Regions from separate parts of the Homo sapiens genome. Here region 2 is linked to region 1. A link is an interaction called in ENCODE POLR2A ChIA-PET data of the cell type or tissue named here. Cell type or tissue: B cell. All regions are shown on one strand. Links, peaks and the distances in the headings refer to the core of each region. The heading gives the core; the rest is flanking DNA. Region 1 overlaps SERTAD2 (SERTA domain containing 2). Region 2 overlaps LINC02245 (long intergenic non-protein coding RNA 2245).

Region 1 (5,377 bases), core at 80-5,079:
AGAGCATGGCCAGCTCACCCCACTAGCCGCCCGTACACCACGGCAGACACTGTAGTTCAGTGTTGCCTTGTTACCTGACTTTTAAAACAACATACCACTTAATTGTGAAGCCTGCTGCTCTCCTGAGAAGGGAGCATACAGAATGTGTAGTTGTTGCTGTTTCCCAAAAGGAAATTGGAAAAAGCTCTTGAAAACGTACACAAGGTACAAACCAGTTGGGCTTCTAAGGCGATGCTTTCCTGAGTTCCCCGTCTGTCCCCGCACCAGGTCAGGGTGGTGCCGAGCTGCACAAGCCCCAGGGGTGCAGGACCAGGTGTCTCCACTCAATCTTTGATTCCTTTTTGGTCACAAGACCAGTCACACCTTCCCCAATTATTTCCTCTCTTAAGAATTTAGAACTAAGCTGTGAATTTGACCCCCTTTTAAAGTCATTTTGTGGCATGAATTCTCTTTCTCCAGAGTAGAAAAGTCTATCAGTGAGAGTTTTCCTTCCGCCCGGGCTAATGACAATCATTTGGGATGAATCAAGTTAAAACATAATGCAGAGTTTTACATCTGTGAAGACTTTTGCATCTTTTTTTGACTGGCACAGAGAAACCCAGCAAGCCAGCCTTGGTGGTCTGAGGAGGGCTCCCTGTGCGGCCTCCTACAGCCCCCACACTGCCCCTGCCCCCCCAACCCAGGGTCTGTCGAGGGAACCACCAGGACGCTGTGATGCTGCAGAGGCTGGGGTGAGCCTGCAGGTTAAAGCAGTGGTTTTTGTTGGTGGTGGTAGGATGACAGAAGTGGTAGTTTGGAAAAGTCAATTTAATACTCTCACTTTAAAAAATCATAACATTTACTTTGACAGTTCAAATAACATTAAAGGACAGTAATTTAAAAAAAAAAAGATTTTTAAAAAGATGTAGCTTTTAAATAGTTGAAAAACCTTGAGCTAAAGATAACCTTTTCTGATTCATCTTCAAAAAAATTGTTTGCATTTTTTTTCCAAAATGCAAAATGTAGTAGTGGGAGATGTTACTTACTCTTTTAAACGTAAGTACTGTTTCAGTTCCTTTCTGGGCTTTGGATAAGATCCCACTGCCATCACTTTAAGACCCCAGCAAGGAGAATCTGGGCCCCACTGGGCCAGTAGGATCTGACACATCAGTTTGAGACCCTGAGTTTTGTCATTAAAATTGAGTATAAGACATCTTAACTCTGCGTGCAGTATTTTGTTTTCTAATGTCAGTTGTCAGTTGCTATCACAAAAATGCTGTTCATTCCTTTTTGTCCTGCTAAATTAGACACAAATAAGGAAGGCCTTGGGAATCAAGATTAACTGAATAAAGATATCCTCCGGCCTAAACTTGAAATGGCCTGATGAGGAAAAGAAGAAATGGTAATTCTCAAAGTGAGGTTCCCAGACCAGCATCACCCGAAAGTTTGTTGGAAATGCTGATTTGAGGGCTCCTCCCCAGACATGCTGAAAGAGAAATATGGGAGGTGGGGCCCAACGGCCTGTGCTTATCAGGCCTCCAGGTGAACCTAAGGCTTGTCCGTGGTTGAGAAGTGAAGGATGGGAGAGCCGCTCACAGAAGAGCTTCTCAGCTGGAGCTTTCCTGCCTACTCCATATCTCAGCTGCTGGTGCATTGCGCGACCCTGATCCCGCCTGTAAAACCGTTCAACTCCGAGGTCTGTGCAACCCTCCCATTCCTCAGACCCTCCCTCCCAGACACAGTTCACGCTCAAGGACACACACACACACACCTGGCTCTGTTTTTACAGTGCTGCCCTGGCTGCCCCTTGGTGTCTTTCCTCATTATTTCCACTTACTGTTCGTGTATTCAGTGACCATCTATGGAGCATCTTGTGTTGGAGACTACCTTATGCTGAGGGTACAGAAGTGAACAAAACACACACCGTCTGTGCCCTAGGGGGCTCACTATCTTGAGATGGGAAACAGATATGAAGAGACAATCCCACCTTAAATGTAACTTTCAAATAGGCTACAAATCTATTTCCAGCAGTCTCCCGGCCGCCCCCAGCCCACAGTAATCTCTCAGATTGCTTACTGTGGGAGTCACTCAGATTCTGGAATTGCAAAGCCCCAAAAAGTCAAGTCATTCAGGCTCCTGGTCCTCTGGTCCTTTGACTTTTGAGGACACTTCTAGTGACATTTGTTACTTTTGAGCATCTACCCAGATTGTAGCTTTTGAAGGCAGGGTCCTTCCTAATGAAAAGTTGCACAGTTGAAAACTAGTTTTCATGTACAGAGTTGTGTTTAGTATGAAGTTTCCTGGAAAACTCCAGAAGTTTTCATTTATGTCTCTACCAATGAGTTTTGTTCTTTATGTTTGAAACTTAGTTTGCTGCAGTTAATAGCAGTTAAAATTAATGTTTAGAAAACCAGAATGCTAGGAATTTGTTTCTAAAAAGTTTATTGGGGAGGGAGGTCATTTGATCTCAAACCTCATGTTAAGAGCCAATGACTATTCAGTAGAAAAGTGGCTGGGGTTAGTTTTAGGCCCCTTAGGGTGGGCAGAAGATGGAGGAGCACCCACGTGATTCCTCCACGTGGGAGTCTCCAACCCCGCCCTGGAGCTCAGGGGCACTTTGGGTCTTTAGAAAAATTGGGTAGAAGACATGGGTTTTTTAGGCTTTGGTCTTCACCAGCCAAGGGAGGAGATAAAGTGGAGTGTCAAAGCCCCGGGGTGACCTAGGAAGCCAATGGGTCACAGGCCCCCCTTTCGTGAACTCCAGGCCCCCCCTCCGCAGGAACCACAGCACCCCCTCCCTAGAGTCACCTACACGTCCTTAGCTCCTGCTACTGCTTCATCTTCAAGTTGCAGCCCAGCGAAGCCTTTTTGAAAGGTCCCTTGCCTCTCCAAAGGGTGGTTAAAGAGCTATTGTTATTTTCTTAGAGTGCCTGAGGAAAGAGAGGCTTCTGAGGAGCTAGGAGCTGGGCCGACCCTGACCTTGGCCAGCCTGAGCCAGGCCCAGAAAGGCCTGGAGGGGCTGATGCGCCTGGCTTCTTGCCCTCCGGTTCTTGAGGGCATGTCGTGTCTTTTCTCCTTTAAATTGGGCCCTGCTTAAGGAGGTGGTTGTTACACAAAGCCCTGAGAGTGAGAGTTCCCACTGCCCTCCCCCTCTAGGAGTTGGAGGCCTCTTCTGAATATGCTCATTGTAATGTTACTGCAGTGTGTCAGGCAAACTTAAGGAAAATGACTTCACTTTTTATTATGTTGCATTGTATTCCTTTCTGTAACAGCTTAGATAGAATTAGGATTAAAAATCAAGATTATATGCATTTTACAATCTTACTGGGTGTGTGGAGTCAGTTTTGCCTTATAATACAAAACAGAGAAATGGTGGCAAAACTGCCTTGAGGTACACTTCATCAGGGGTCCGTATTCACACCTCTGAGGTGCATCCAAGATTTGGTGTGTGTGTCTGTTCCTGCTTACAGGTTTTGCTTACCGAGCCCTCTGCCCTCCCCTTCCAGGCAGCATTACAGATGTCTTATCAGGCTTTCTCTAAATCATTAGGATTAGCACACAGCTCTGGCCAGCTGGATCATTCTAATTGGAAATTAGGTGCTTCTCACATTGAAATCCTTCTGAAAATATCTCCAAAGATCTCTTTCAGCTATGGGAATTCTACTAAATGCCTATAATATTTTGCATGGCCTGTATACTTTTTAAATAGGTGAATTCTGTAGATTCAGTGATTATTTCTAGAAAAATGCAGTATTAAAAAAGCCCTGTTGTTTGTTCTAGTAACAAGTCTTTAAAAAGACAATTCTGCATTGATGACTGTAAGAAGAGTCTACACCATCTTCCCTAAATGTTACCTCTCCTCCAGAAAACCGATAAAAATCCACAGTGGCAATAAGCTAGTTTGTTTTCGGTTGTATTTTGTTTTACACTTACGGACAGTGCTTCTCAAGCTTTCTGTGATTAGGGGCTCTCTTGGTTCCCTGGCCCCCCAATCTTTCACAGACTTCAGTAAGACACAATAAAAATAATTATCATAAAATGAAATAAAAATACAAAGTTATGGAAAATAGAAGCCCCATTTTAAAAATTCCATGTACAGACATAACAGTTACTGTGTAAATTTGCTGTAGAAGTTTCTAAATAATAAAATGTCTCTCTCTACATACCTCATCGTGGACCAGTAACAGTTCGCAGACAGGCACCATCTGTGGCCACACTTTGAGAAACACTATTTTAGAGTGTGTATGTATCTGTGTACTCACACATTTAAGTATGTTGCCATGATCACATTATAACATAACATAAATCTTAGAACTTTATATGAGAATTAAATGCACTTAGCTCTTTAGCAAAAGTGAAATTTTTCTATAAGTATTTAAATGCTTAAATTATAAGCAAATACCAATAGCATACCTGTGAATACAGTTATGTTTCAAAACCCAGTTGTCCAGTAGTACCTCTCATGCATGAAGTAGAAAACGTTTTGCAATATGAGATGAAACCACCTCCACTCTGATTCACCTTCAAGTTTAAACAGATACTTTAGATAGGAAATGTTCTATGCAAAGTAAATACACAGATGAGAATTTTAGCACTAAACAGTAGGAAATATGTCTATCACTTGAAGTATTAGACAAACCAACTGTTACTATCATAACCTTTATTGCCCTGAAGAACAATTAATTACTGGACTGGTCATTGTGATTGACATTGACAGCCATTTTTTAAATGTTAACAAAATGAGGGGAAATGTTTCATGCAAGTAACTCCACATTCTTCATAAGTATTAACAAATCTCAAGCCGATTCTGATGTTGATAGGTCGCAGCTTGTTCATCTGTCTCTTCTGGAGACCTCATGAGACATGAGGTAAGACGGTTACCCCAAGTGGCAGGCTCCATGTCTACCTGTATACTGGCCTTGAGGGCAGCATGGCCTGCTTTGTGACAAAGTATGAGAAAGAAGTTCTGTGAAGTTTATATTCCATTTAGCCTTATTTCTTTAGGTCGAGACTTGAAATTCAAAATGGTGATCAGGTGTAGGAGGGGCTATTTAGCCTCTTGAAGGCCAGGGTGTTCATGTGGGACTCCCCACTGGGCCTGGCCAAATGCCTATGACAGTGTAGATGTGGATAAGTTATTAAAGGATTGAATGAGGTGTGATCAATCAGCTGAAGCAGTTCATTAAAAGGTAAGTGGCATTTAGAAGAGAAATTGAATAACTACAAAGCAGTTGCCTGTATATGAAGACATGAGAGTGAGTCACACTGAGGACAGGATTAGCAGGAGTCCCTGAGAGTGCTGTAGCTGGAGGCGGGGACGGTGAGGGAGCAAGCATGGGCCTGGCTTCATTCGAACCACGATCCTGGTCCGAACACCAAAAGACAGGTTTCTTGTTAA
Region 2 (5,377 bases), core at 142-5,141, 290 kb before region 1:
ACATAGTCCTCAATAACAAAAAGGAATGAAGTATTGATACAACACAACATGGATGAATCACAAAATTACATTGAGTGAATGAAGCCAGTAAAAATAGGACATATGGCTTAATTTCATTTATATAAAATTCTAGAAAATGGAAACTCATTTATGGTGACAGTAGGCAGTTCAGTTATTGCCTGGGAAATGAGGAGGGGAAGGTGAAAAAGGGCAGGAGTGAGAAATTACAAATGGGCTTGAGAAAATTTTCTGGGGTGATAGATACGTTATCTTGATTGTGGTGATGGTTTCACTGGTGTATAAATATGTCAAAACATGTTGAATTGCATACTTCAAATATATGTAGTTTGTTGTATGCCAGTTGTACTTCAAGAAAGCTATTACAAAATGACTTTTGCAGATTAAGAGTCTCAGCTCTTAGAGATGTCAGCTGCAAAAAGGGAACCCAGTTGACTTGGATAGGAAATGCATGTCACCATATTGCTTAGACACCACCAAACTAGTGAAATAGCTTAAAGGGATCTGATATGAATAAATGTATAATTACTGTTTGGAAGATATTTGTTGTAGTTTATTATTTTATAGTTGCATCCAGAATAAGAAACCATGAAGACACATATAAATATTTTCCAGTGCTAAAATATTTGCCTCTTGAGCAGGGTTGAGTGGATTATTAAGAATTCCAAACAATAATTACACATTAGTTTAAATATAAGCCTAGGACTAAAAAGAAATATATCTCAAAAAGATAATAAAATGAAACAAGCAAATGTTCACAATGGCAATTAGCACCAATTTAGTAAAAGAGAAGGACAGTCCATATTCCTTAAAGGGAAGCCAATTCCTGAGGCTTTCTCCCCACATTCATCAAGGCTGCTGAAGAGGGCATTTCCCAAAGAACAGCAGCCTCCAATGAGTGCCTGGCCATGTGAGAGAAATTATAAGTAGATGGCTGCTAGGACGTTGTTTTTCCCAAAGGGGAAATTGTGCCAAACCCAAGTGGGAGAAGGCAGCCAAGAAGAAGAGAGCAGGCTCACCACAATGTAAAGCAGCAAAAAAGGAAAAGTGCCCAGGTCACAGTGACTCTCTCACTGTCAGACTAATAACTGTCATTTCTTGCTGCTGTCAGTAAGACTTTTCTCCAGCAGCCATCCCCTATCTACCAATTTTCTTTCCTAATCTTGGGCCAGAATCCCCTAAGATATATGGAGCATTTTACTAGGAAATAGTACCAGATTTCCCTAAAGAATTAAAAACCTAAAACCCAAAAGGAGTAGGGTGATCAGGCAAGTGGAATAACTATAACAAATAACTAAATATAAGAAATAGCCAGGTGTGGTGGCTCAGGAGTGTGAGGCTGCCGTGAGCTATAATTGTGCCACTGTATCCAGAGCCTGGGCAACAGAGCAAGACCCTGTTTCTGGGGGGTAATGGGGGGAAGGAATGTATACAGAGGCCAGATGTGGTGGCTCACGCCTGTAATCTCAGCACTTTGGGAGGCTGAGGTTGGTGGATCAACCTCTGAGTTCGTGGAGTTTTCAAATGCCCCTTGGAACTGACATAAATGTTTCCTACAGAAGAAGAAAGGCAAGGAAGAGTTGAGGCTCTAGCTAGCCCTGTGGCTGTGGGTGAGCTGCCCGGCCTTTTCAAGCCTCAGTTTCCTTGCCTGTCAAATGGGATTGTTAATGGCTACCTCACAGGGTTGCTGAGATGCTAAGAGCCCTGAAAGGGTTTTGCAAAAGCCAAAGCATTTTACCAACATGGAAAATTAGCACCATCTGTGTGTCTATGGAAAATCAGACAGAACTTTGATATATTGTTTATACCAGGTTTCTTGATACTTTCTAAACAATATCCTGGGCTGGTTGGGGTAGCTCATGCCTATAATTCCACAATTTTGGGAGGTCAAAGCAGGAGGATTGCTTGAGCCCAGAATTCGAGACCAGCCTGGGCAACATAGTGAGACCTCATCTCTATGAAAATTAAAAAAATAAAAAAACACAAAAAAACCACCAACCAAGAATATTATGCAAAGCTTTAATTTCGGCCCATTGCATTATGAAAACAAGTAGACATTTGTCTTGCTTCCCAGTTGTACAAATTTCTGCCTCCCTTGAGATCTTGATTTATCTGTCCCCTTTACCCCACCCACCATCATGTGTCTAAGGAGATGACAATGACAACCCAACTGAGGAGGCTGGACCCAAGGACTAAACTGTGGTTGGCCTTAAGGTCTGACTGGAAGCCAGCAGTTCCTGGCTCCTCACCCCTTTTGCCTCTCCTCCCCAGAGCTGAAGCCACATGTATTAGTCCTTTCTCACACTGCCATAAATAACTACCTGAGGCTGGGTAATTTATGAAGAAAAGAGGTTTAATCAACTCAAGTTCCACAGATTTGACAGGAAGCATGGCTGGGAGGCCTCAAGAAACTACTTACAATCATGGCAGAAGGTGAAAGGGAAGCAGGTACATCTTACCATGGCAGAGCAGGAGAGAGAGAGAGCACGAAGCGGGTAGTGCCACGCACTTTTAAACCATCAGATCTTGTGAGAACTCACATATTATCACAAGAACAGCAAGGGGGAAACTGCCCCTATGATACAATCACCTCCCACCAGGTCTTTCCCCCAACACCGGGGATTACAATTCAACATGAAATTTGGGTGGGGACACAGAGTTAAACCACATCATTCTGCCCCTGGCCCCTCCCAAATCTCATATCCTTCTCACATTTCAAAACCAATCAGGCCTTCCTAAGAGTCTTCCAAAGTCTTCACTCATTCCAGCATCAACTCAAAAGTCCAAGTCCAAAGTCTCATCAGAGACAAGGCCAGTCCTATCCGTCTATGAGACCGTAAAATCAAAAACAAGTTAGTTACTTCCAAGATAAAATGGGGGTACAGGCATTGGGTAAATGCACCCATTCCAAATGGGAGAAGTTGGCCAAAACAAAGGGGCTACAGGCCCCATGCAATTTTGAAACCCATCAGTACAGTCATTAAATCTTTTTTTTTTTTTTCCGAGGCAAAGTCTGGCTCCGTCACCTATGATGGGGTGCAGTGGCACAATCTTGGCTCACAGCCTCTGCCTCCAGGGCTCAAGCCATCCTCCTACCTCAGCCTCCCAAGTAGCTTGGACCACAGGTACACACCACCATGCCCAGCTAATTTTTTTTTTTTTAAAGAGACAGGGTTTTGCCATGCTGCCCAGGCTGGTCTCAAACTTGTGAGCTCAAGTGATCCACCACCTTGGGCTCCCAAAGTGCTGGGATCACAGGTGTGAGCCACCGTGCCCAGCTGATTAAATCTTAAAGCTCCAAAATAATCTTCTTTGACTCCATGTCTCACATCCAGGCCATGCTGATGTAAGAGGTGGGCTCCCATGTGCCATGTCCCAAGGCTGCACAGAGCAGCTGGGCCCTGGGCCTGGCCCATAAAACCATTTTGCCCTCCTAGGCCTCTGGGCTTGTGATACAAGGGGCTGCTGTGAAGGTCTCTGACATGCCCTGGAGATATTTTCCCCATTGTCTTGGCAATTAACATTTGGCTCCTCTTTACTTATGCAAATTTCTGTAGCTGGCTTGAATTTCTCCCCAGAAAATGGGTTTTTCTTTTCTACTGCATGGTCAGGCTGCAAATTTTCCAAACTTTTATGCTCTGCTTCACTTTTAAATGTAAGTTCCAATTTCAAACCATCTCTTTCTCTATGCATATCAGCATACACTTTTAGAAACAGCCAGGTCACATCTTGAATGCTTTGCTGCTTAGAAATTTCTTCTACCAGATATCATATGTCATCACTTCCAAATGGAAAGTCCCACAGATCTCTAGGGCAGGGGCAAAATGCCACCAGTCTCTTTGCTAAAGCATAGTAAGAGTGACCTTTACTCCAGTTCCCAGTAAATTTCTCATCTCCATCTGAGAGCACCTCAGCCTGGACTTCGTTGTCCATATCACTATCAGCATTTTGGTCAAAACCACTCAACAAGTCTCTAGGAAGTTTCTAACTTTCCACATCTTCCTGTCTTCTTCTGAACCCTCCAAACTCTTCCAACCTTTGCATGTTACCCAATTCCAAAGTCACTTTGTCATTTTTAGGTATTTCTATAGCAGTGCCTGACTCCCAGTACCAATTTCCTGTATTAGTTCATTCTCACACTGCTATGAAGAACTACCTGAGACTGGTGATTGAATCATGGGGGTGGACTCCCACCAGGCCCCACCCGCAACATGTGGGGATTGCAATTTGAGATGAGATTTGGGTGGGGACACAGAGCCAAACCATACCACCTCAGCATTCCATCTCTGGTCCCAGCCAACTGCAGACTCTCAGGCTTTCATGCTGCATCCCTAGTATCTGCCTGTTCCAGCATCTTGAATGCTCGTTCAGGTTGTAAGCAAATACCTATGCAGTCCTTGTTCCTGAGGCTCAGTCATCATAACTTGCCCAGAAGCTCGGGGCACTTAGGATGGGGTTCCTGCCTTGCCTTTTCCAAACACAGTTCATTTCCCCTGTCCTTGCTACAAGAATGGGTCTCCCCCAAAATTCAGGCCACATGTCCAGGCTGTTGTCCTCTCTGCAGACATGCCTGATGAGCTGACCTGTGAGGACCTCTGAATAAATCAGGGATTCTCAGCCTCAGCACTGTTGACATTTTAGTGGGATAATTCTTCACTGGGGGCATGTGGCTGTCCTGGGCATCACAGAATGTTTACCAGCACCCTTGGCCTCTACCCACTGGATGCCAGTAGCACCCCTCACCCAAGATGTGAGAACCCAGCCTGGATGTGAGACATGGAGTCAAAGAAGATTATTTTGGAGCTTTAAGATTTAATCAGCTGGGCACAGTGGCTCACACCTGTGATCCCAGCACTTTGGGAGTCCAAGGTGGTGGATCACTTGAGCTCATAAGTTTGAGACCAGCCTGGGCAGCATGGCAAAACCCTGTCTCTATTAAGAAAAAAAAAAATTAGCTGGGCATGGTGGTGTATACCTGTGGTCCAAGCTACTTGGGAGGCTGAGGTAGGAGGATGGCTTGAGCCCTGGAGGCAGAGGCTGTGAGCCAAGATTGTGCCACTGCACCCCATCATAGGTGACGGAGCTAGACCTTGCCCAGACATTGCCAACACTGTCCCCAATGGAGAGTCACGAGATGAGGCTTCCTCTGAGAGCCCCTGTTGCTGCCTCCTGGAGACCTGTTACTGTCGGTTGGAGCCCCCAGTTGCCCCATGAATAGCTTCCACCTCTCATCAGTAAGCACAGTTTCAGAGACTGATCAGCTGGCCTTCCACTCTGGGACATTTGTTGAATTTTTGGCCACCCAGCCTTGACCCCACTTCCTGAGTTTGGGACCACCCCATTCAACATGGTGAGAGGC

The links. ChIA-PET counts read pairs that join two places held together with the same protein. Peaks named below come from ENCODE experiments on the same cell type or tissue, not always from the same donor. Only the 100,000 strongest peaks of a DNase experiment are listed, where the experiment ranks them.
Region 2: POLR2A ChIA-PET joins it to region 1 with 10 read pairs; 3 of 35 experiments call an interaction of 5 or more read pairs at or near these places.

The regions. Positions count from the first base shown.
Region 1 is chr2:64,638,021-64,643,397 of GRCh38, reverse strand. The region is part of intron 1 of SERTAD2 (SERTA domain containing 2); the gene reads left to right. SERTAD2-AS1 (SERTAD2 antisense RNA 1) reads right to left here. Exons shown (of 2, transcript XR_940172.3): 1 at 1-5,377. Among named protein-coding and RNA genes, the nearest start is that of SERTAD2-AS1, 3.8 kb to the right of the region's middle. RefSeq lists enhancers at 1-101, 397-1,180. In B cell, for the core only: no CTCF peak of the experiment used is centred there; no DNase peak of the experiment used is centred there; H3K4me3 peaks cover 587 bases; H3K27ac peaks cover 4,629 bases.
Region 2 is chr2:64,924,596-64,929,972 of GRCh38, reverse strand. All of the region lies in intron 1 of LINC02245 (long intergenic non-protein coding RNA 2245), which reads left to right. Among named protein-coding and RNA genes, the nearest start is that of LINC02245, 5.2 kb to the left of the region's middle. In B cell, for the core only: no CTCF peak of the experiment used is centred there; no DNase peak of the experiment used is centred there; H3K4me3 peaks cover 1,337 bases; H3K27ac peaks cover 2,563 bases.